2 separate regions of the Mus musculus genome follow, and region 2 is linked to region 1. The links are chromatin contacts, found by POLR2A ChIA-PET in ENCODE. All regions are on one chromosome and are shown on one strand. Each heading gives the region's core, a stretch centred on a gene start or an enhancer-like site at or near the end of the contact. The rest is flanking DNA. Distances are from core to core; before and after follow the strand shown.

Region 1 (2,764 bases), core at 201-2,700:
TAGAGAGATCTACTTAAAAACTGCTTTGTGACAAAAACCACACCTGAAGAAATTTTAAGAATTTGGCCCAGTTAGTCACTCTGTGTAATCCCGGAATCTAGCTGCTGAAGTCTTGCGAAGTAAACTCCCCGTGACCGATGTCAGTTAAGCTGGTGATACCTGGAGAAGTGGTCAGTTGCTAAGGAAGTGGATTTCCCAGTAGGGGTTTCTGCACCTCACCTGTATAGTCGTTCTGCGCATGTCCCCCACACAGTCCCCACTGTATTTACCTGTTCTACTTGTCACCTTTCAATAAAGCATATCAAATGTTGATACACACGTGTTTCTATATGACGCCATTAATACATTCATTTCCACAGCTGCTCTTCATGAAGTCAACAGCAGTTTGCCTAGTAAAGTCTCAGGGCGCTGACACCAGTGCTTTGACTCCAGAAGAGAGGAGACATTGTTTTGATTGGGGGGGGGGGGGGAATGCAGGCAGAAGGGCTCATTCTCTTGTGACTAAGTCACTTCACCCCTCTGGACTGATAAGAGAATCTTCACTTCTCCAATTTAAAATTTGAGGGTTTATGTAGAGCTTATTTATTCGTAGTTGCTGAACTGAGAGGGAACAAGCCTGGTTGGTGTGTGAAGGTTAAAGGAAGAGGGACAGGTTCGTTTCCACGTTGACAGCTCTGCTGCCAGAATGAGTTTCTGGCCCCTGGGAGAGTAGTTGTGTTTGTAGACACTCTTCTGGGGGTTGAAAGGATGTACTGGGCTTGAGCTAGGTAGGACCTGGGACATCTCTCCCTTCTGGGTGATGTGTAAACACAGTGGAGCCTAAGGAGGAGGAAGGGCCTTAGCAGGACAGGCTTGGCTCTCTGCCCCAGGACCTCGGCAATAGCTCTTGGATGTGGTGCGAGTTGGGTCCATCCTGTGCATCCTCTGAGGGTTACCTAAGTCCTCACTGTAAGCCGATGGCAGTTGCCATAATGATAACTGGAGGGCAGCAAGAACTTGACAGTGTCTCATACTTAGAGCTACATAACTGATCTAACGGGAAGCTTCGATGGTGATTCTCTGAAGAAAACTAGACAGTAGCCATTTCATCTCACATTTTTTCATGTAGCTGTGGAGAATTTAAAGTCTCCACCCTTGATGAACTAAATAGACATTATTTCGACTAATAGAAAATCTCACAAGATTGCGGTGTCTTGATATGTGAAATAGTAATGAATCATTAACATGAAAAGATATATTTTTATGGCCTTTCCTCGCCTTTGTAAATTCAGAAGTTTTACTGACTGCTATTTAAACATATCTAAGTTGATTTCTAAGCACATCTTATTGCTAACTCACAAACCTAACTAGGCATCCTTGGCCCGTGGGTCACTATGGAGTTGATAGAGTCACACTTCACCTGCCATGGAGCAGGAGTGACTTCTAAAGCCGAAGGAGATCTAGTGTGAGCCCTGGGTGTTCGTGACGTCACTGCAGGACAGACCCAGGCACAGTGCCGGAGAGACGACGGTACCATGTGATTCTAAGAATGCCTGCTCTCTGCTTCAAATTAACAATGTTCAGAATTCAGGAGCTGTGCTTTTGGTTTTCGCATAGTTTAAAAGTAAAAATAATTGTGATGAATACAGCGTGCCAGAAATCAGGTTTATATATTTGCTCAGGAAACGTATAAAAGTTAATTATAACCATAATTAGGAATGAAAATGAATTTCAATGCAGGCACTACTGTCCCTCCGGCTGAGTGAAATACAAGATGAAGCCTTGTGCAGTGACAGCCTTTAGCTGTCCATTTCCCATCCATTCAGACAGTAATCACAGCAGTAAGATCAGACACAAGCCGAAAATGAAATTTCCTCCCAGATAAAATCGTTTGAAAATACTGCCTACCAACAGGACTGGGGAGCAGATTGTGCCATGAGGTTCCTGCTCTGCTGTGTGGGAGAAAGACACTCGCCGACCGCACCTGAGGTGCTGTGGAAACCGGCTATTTGATATTTGGAGGGAACAGAAATCCACAGACCCACCTCCCCATCCATGAAATCACTGGGTGAGAGCTTTCAAGACCCAGAACTTGGCTAAACTTCAGCTCAAATTAGAAAAGCCCTTCTCATGGAGACTGAGCACCGAGTCTTAGAATGCTGGGTTAGTTTCTTCAGAGAATATCAACGAGTATCTTCAACCTGCCCAAGATCCATCTCTGCCAATCGTGTGTGTGTGTGTGTGTGTGTGTGTGTGTGTGTGTGTGTGTGTGTGAACCCCAGGCTGAGGGCAGACATCTTTAAGAGCGCTAGTTAATGACTGTGGAGATACATGCCTGTAGATCCAGCTGAAGCAAGATCTTGAGTTCAAGGCCATCCAGTGCTATATAACAAGACATTTCTCGAAATTAACAAACAAACAAACAAAAAGTATTGCTAAATGAGAAGCCATGTCTCTTGATAGGATGGCCCTACCCCCACCTTCTCCAGTCAACCCAGGGACCAAGATTGTGACTGTGGATGTGTGTGCTACAAGACTGTGTAGTTCTCAAAACCAATTCTCTGAGTTTCCAGGGACAACATACATTGCAATGAAGATGGTCTCCGTTGCTTTCTAAGTGCTCCGTGTCTTTCCTTAAGCAGGACTGCCGTGACGACCTGTTGTGACAAACGACCACACTGGTTGGCTGGGGTCTTCCCAGAAGGTAGAACTCAGTTCTAAACACTGTACCACTGCCCAGTGCAAACTGGGACGTGATGGTTGTCTTAGATCCATTGTTGTCTTC
Region 2 (2,797 bases), core at 144-2,643, 400 kb after region 1:
ATGGGCCTCAGAGGAAGGGTGGCCATGTCCAGAATCAAGTGGAGAAGTCATTTCCTACGGAAGGAAAAGCATTCCCAAGAATAAGCGGGTCCTAGTCAACAGAGAGCAGAGGCCAGCTCCAAAGATCACTTGGCCACAGGAGTGGGAGCCTTTATAAGACGCAGGTTTTTACAGTACCACCTCCTGGCCTTATGTACATCGGGAGCGCCCCCAACACAGTGTGCATGCCAGTTCAGATGACACCTGCGTGAGGAAGGGCTTTTAGCCTTTCCCTGAAAACTAGTCTCCTTCATATGTTCATCTTAATGCTATAGTCTCCAGTTCCTTCTCTCATGTCCTAAGACTATATGTCTTAAAGAGTTTGCAATGGCTTGAGTTAGCTCATATGTATGCATGTGTGTATGTGTGTATATATATATATATATATATATAAAATGAAAAAAGTCTCAGGATGATTTATATTATGGCACTTGCCACTAAATTATTAGCCAGTCTTCTTGGTTATAGTTAAGTCTCCTGCCTAGACCTGAGAGGCTACTTCTCAATACTTTTGGAGACCCTTGTACTACCTCATGCTGATGTCAACACCAAAGGACATTTTCTTCCAGACAAATAAGCTGGTCTAGTCTACTGATTAAGTCTCATATCCTAGGCAGAAAACAAAAACAAAAACAAAAACACCCGGAATCTTTCAGTAACTGGCTTCTACATGGTGAACCCTCAAAATTCTTAGTGTTCTTTCTGTCTCAACTCTCAGTCTTGTCTCTGTGTCTCATCTCTCTGTCTCTGAATTTGTCTCCGTCTCTCTCCCTCTTCTCCTTCTCCCTTCTATCCCCTCTATTTCTCTCTCTCTCTCTCTCTCTCTCTCTCTCTCTCTCTCTCTCTCTCTCACACACACACACACACACACACACACACGATTAAATCTTTTCGTGAGTATCTGTGGCTCTAATACAGAGGCCTCTCCCTGCGACTGGTTCTATTCCCCCACATTTTGCCACCATGAGGCATCCTGTTACATATGACAGGGCATAGCACAACACAATGAATTAATGACCCATCATCAAAAGAATTCCACACACACTCGAATGCTTCAGTGCTGCTCTCCCAAACGATTTACAATTATTGCCTTTCATTTTCTGTTGTTTCTTGGGGGTTCTTCCTTCAACTCCTGTGACTGGCATGTTTTCTTTTTCTTGGAGTATGTTCTAGAGATGAATTTAATCTCACTTTCGACTGACCTCAGGGTGACCTCTTCCCCTCTCCTCTCTGACTTCTTGCTCTCTGGCTTGTCTCAGGTTCCAGCTGTTCCCTCGTCCAGCAAGTGTCCTTCCGGCAGACCTTTCTAAATAGAGCTTGTTGTGGGTCTGTGGCTGTCTTAGCTTCCACACAGCCTCCTCCCTTTGCCCTTTCCTCCCCCACTGGGACTGTGGTGTTTTCTCTGGGTCAGGCCCAACCTGTGGCCTCCCCACAGCAAGGGCCTATCTTCCTCCTGCTGTCTTCTTCCTGTGCCTTTGCTTTAACTCAGTTTCCCACTTCCCCTCTTCTCTTATCTCCATCTGGCACCCATCACCCTTGACTTTTACAACTTACGGACTTGGATTTTTGCAAAAGAAATAATATCCCCTTAAAACAGAGTGTAGCAAACATTGTGTCTCTTCTTTTGGAGCAATGTGTCATTGTGTGAATTTGGATTCACTGCAGGTCACATCCTGCTCTTTAAGTTGCATCTCTGTGTAGCCTGTGAGGGTTTCACCCGAACATTGTCTTCTGACAGCAGCATAGTAAACACATGGCGCCTTTACTTCCAGGTCTAGACTTTTAAAGGTGATGTGACAACATGGGGTTTGTTCTCTGCTGTAGGCAAGACAATTCATGCTATTTTTATGCTTCCTCTAGAATCTTTTCCCAATTGTTGCTGTCTCTTCACTCTGTAACTGCCTTCAGAGGGTCTCCAGGCAGCATCAGGCTGGCCATCTTCCTTGGGCCCTACTTTCCTACTTTTTTTTTGCCTTCTCAGGACTGACCAGCATTGCTCATCTCCACTAATGGCTGTTTCAGGTAGAGCAGGAAGGTTCATAAAACAAATATGTTTGGCCTCATCGAGGGCATACAATACTGAAACCTGGAGGCAGACATCAAACAGTATATATAATACAGTATGCAAAGCACTAACAAGCAAGTTGCTAACTAACTGGATGCAAATTAAGAAATTGTCTAGTGTTGATATGGGCGCTATCACTAAAGGTCCAGGATAAAAATGGAAAAGAGTAGGAAGAGGTGTGAAGTCGTAGGCTGCCTTGGTGTTGGAAGGGAGCTCAGGTAGACTTCACTGAGAACGGAACAACTAAGTGGAAGCTTGGAGGAGGTCAGAGGAGCCCTAGCACACGACTGTACTAGGGTGTACTAGGTAAAGGGACAGCTGGCTCTGAGACCCAAAGGGCAGCCTGTCTCTTCGCAGCCTAGGAGCCCGGCACCTCAGAGACAGTTGGGTGGAGGGTTGGAGGGATCAGGAAGCTAGGTCCCTAGGTTTACTACACTGTCCTGTGACTTCTGTCATTATGCTCTGAGCTGAATGGCCTCACTTCCTTTGTTTCCTCTCCAGCAGGCTTAGCCCTGCCCAGTCTCTTCTGAGTTGTCTTCAGGTCCTGCTTCCTCATCCTGCCCTGCCTCCTCACCACCACACACCCATCCCCTTGGGTTCTGCTGTACAGCCAAGTCCCCAAAGTTTTCCCAAGCCTCCACTTTCTCATCACTACTTGTTAGCTGGTGTCTTACTAACCTCATACCCGGTAGG

The links. ChIA-PET counts read pairs that join two places held with the same protein, here RNA polymerase II (POLR2A).
Region 2: POLR2A ChIA-PET joins it to region 1 with 69 read pairs in Patski. The contact joins two enhancer-like sites. POLR2A ChIA-PET finds 5 or more read pairs at or near these places in 2 of 5 experiments (Patski and embryonic stem cell).

Annotation. Positions count from the first base shown.
Region 1 is chr14:76,507,450-76,510,213 of GRCm38, forward strand. Tsc22d1 (TSC22 domain family, member 1) reads left to right here. Exons shown (of 3, transcript NM_207652.3): 3 at 1-316. Among named protein-coding and RNA genes, the nearest start is that of 4930444M15Rik, 12 kb to the right of the region's middle. Within about 2 kb of position 1,451, at least 2 of the 3 ENCODE cell types and tissues checked have a DNase peak (open chromatin) inside an H3K27ac peak, as active enhancers do.
Region 2 is chr14:76,911,437-76,914,233 of GRCm38, forward strand. No RefSeq gene overlaps it. Among named protein-coding and RNA genes, the nearest start is that of Gm30365, 75 kb to the left of the region's middle. Within about 2 kb of position 1,394, at least 2 of the 3 ENCODE cell types and tissues checked have a DNase peak (open chromatin) inside an H3K27ac peak, as active enhancers do.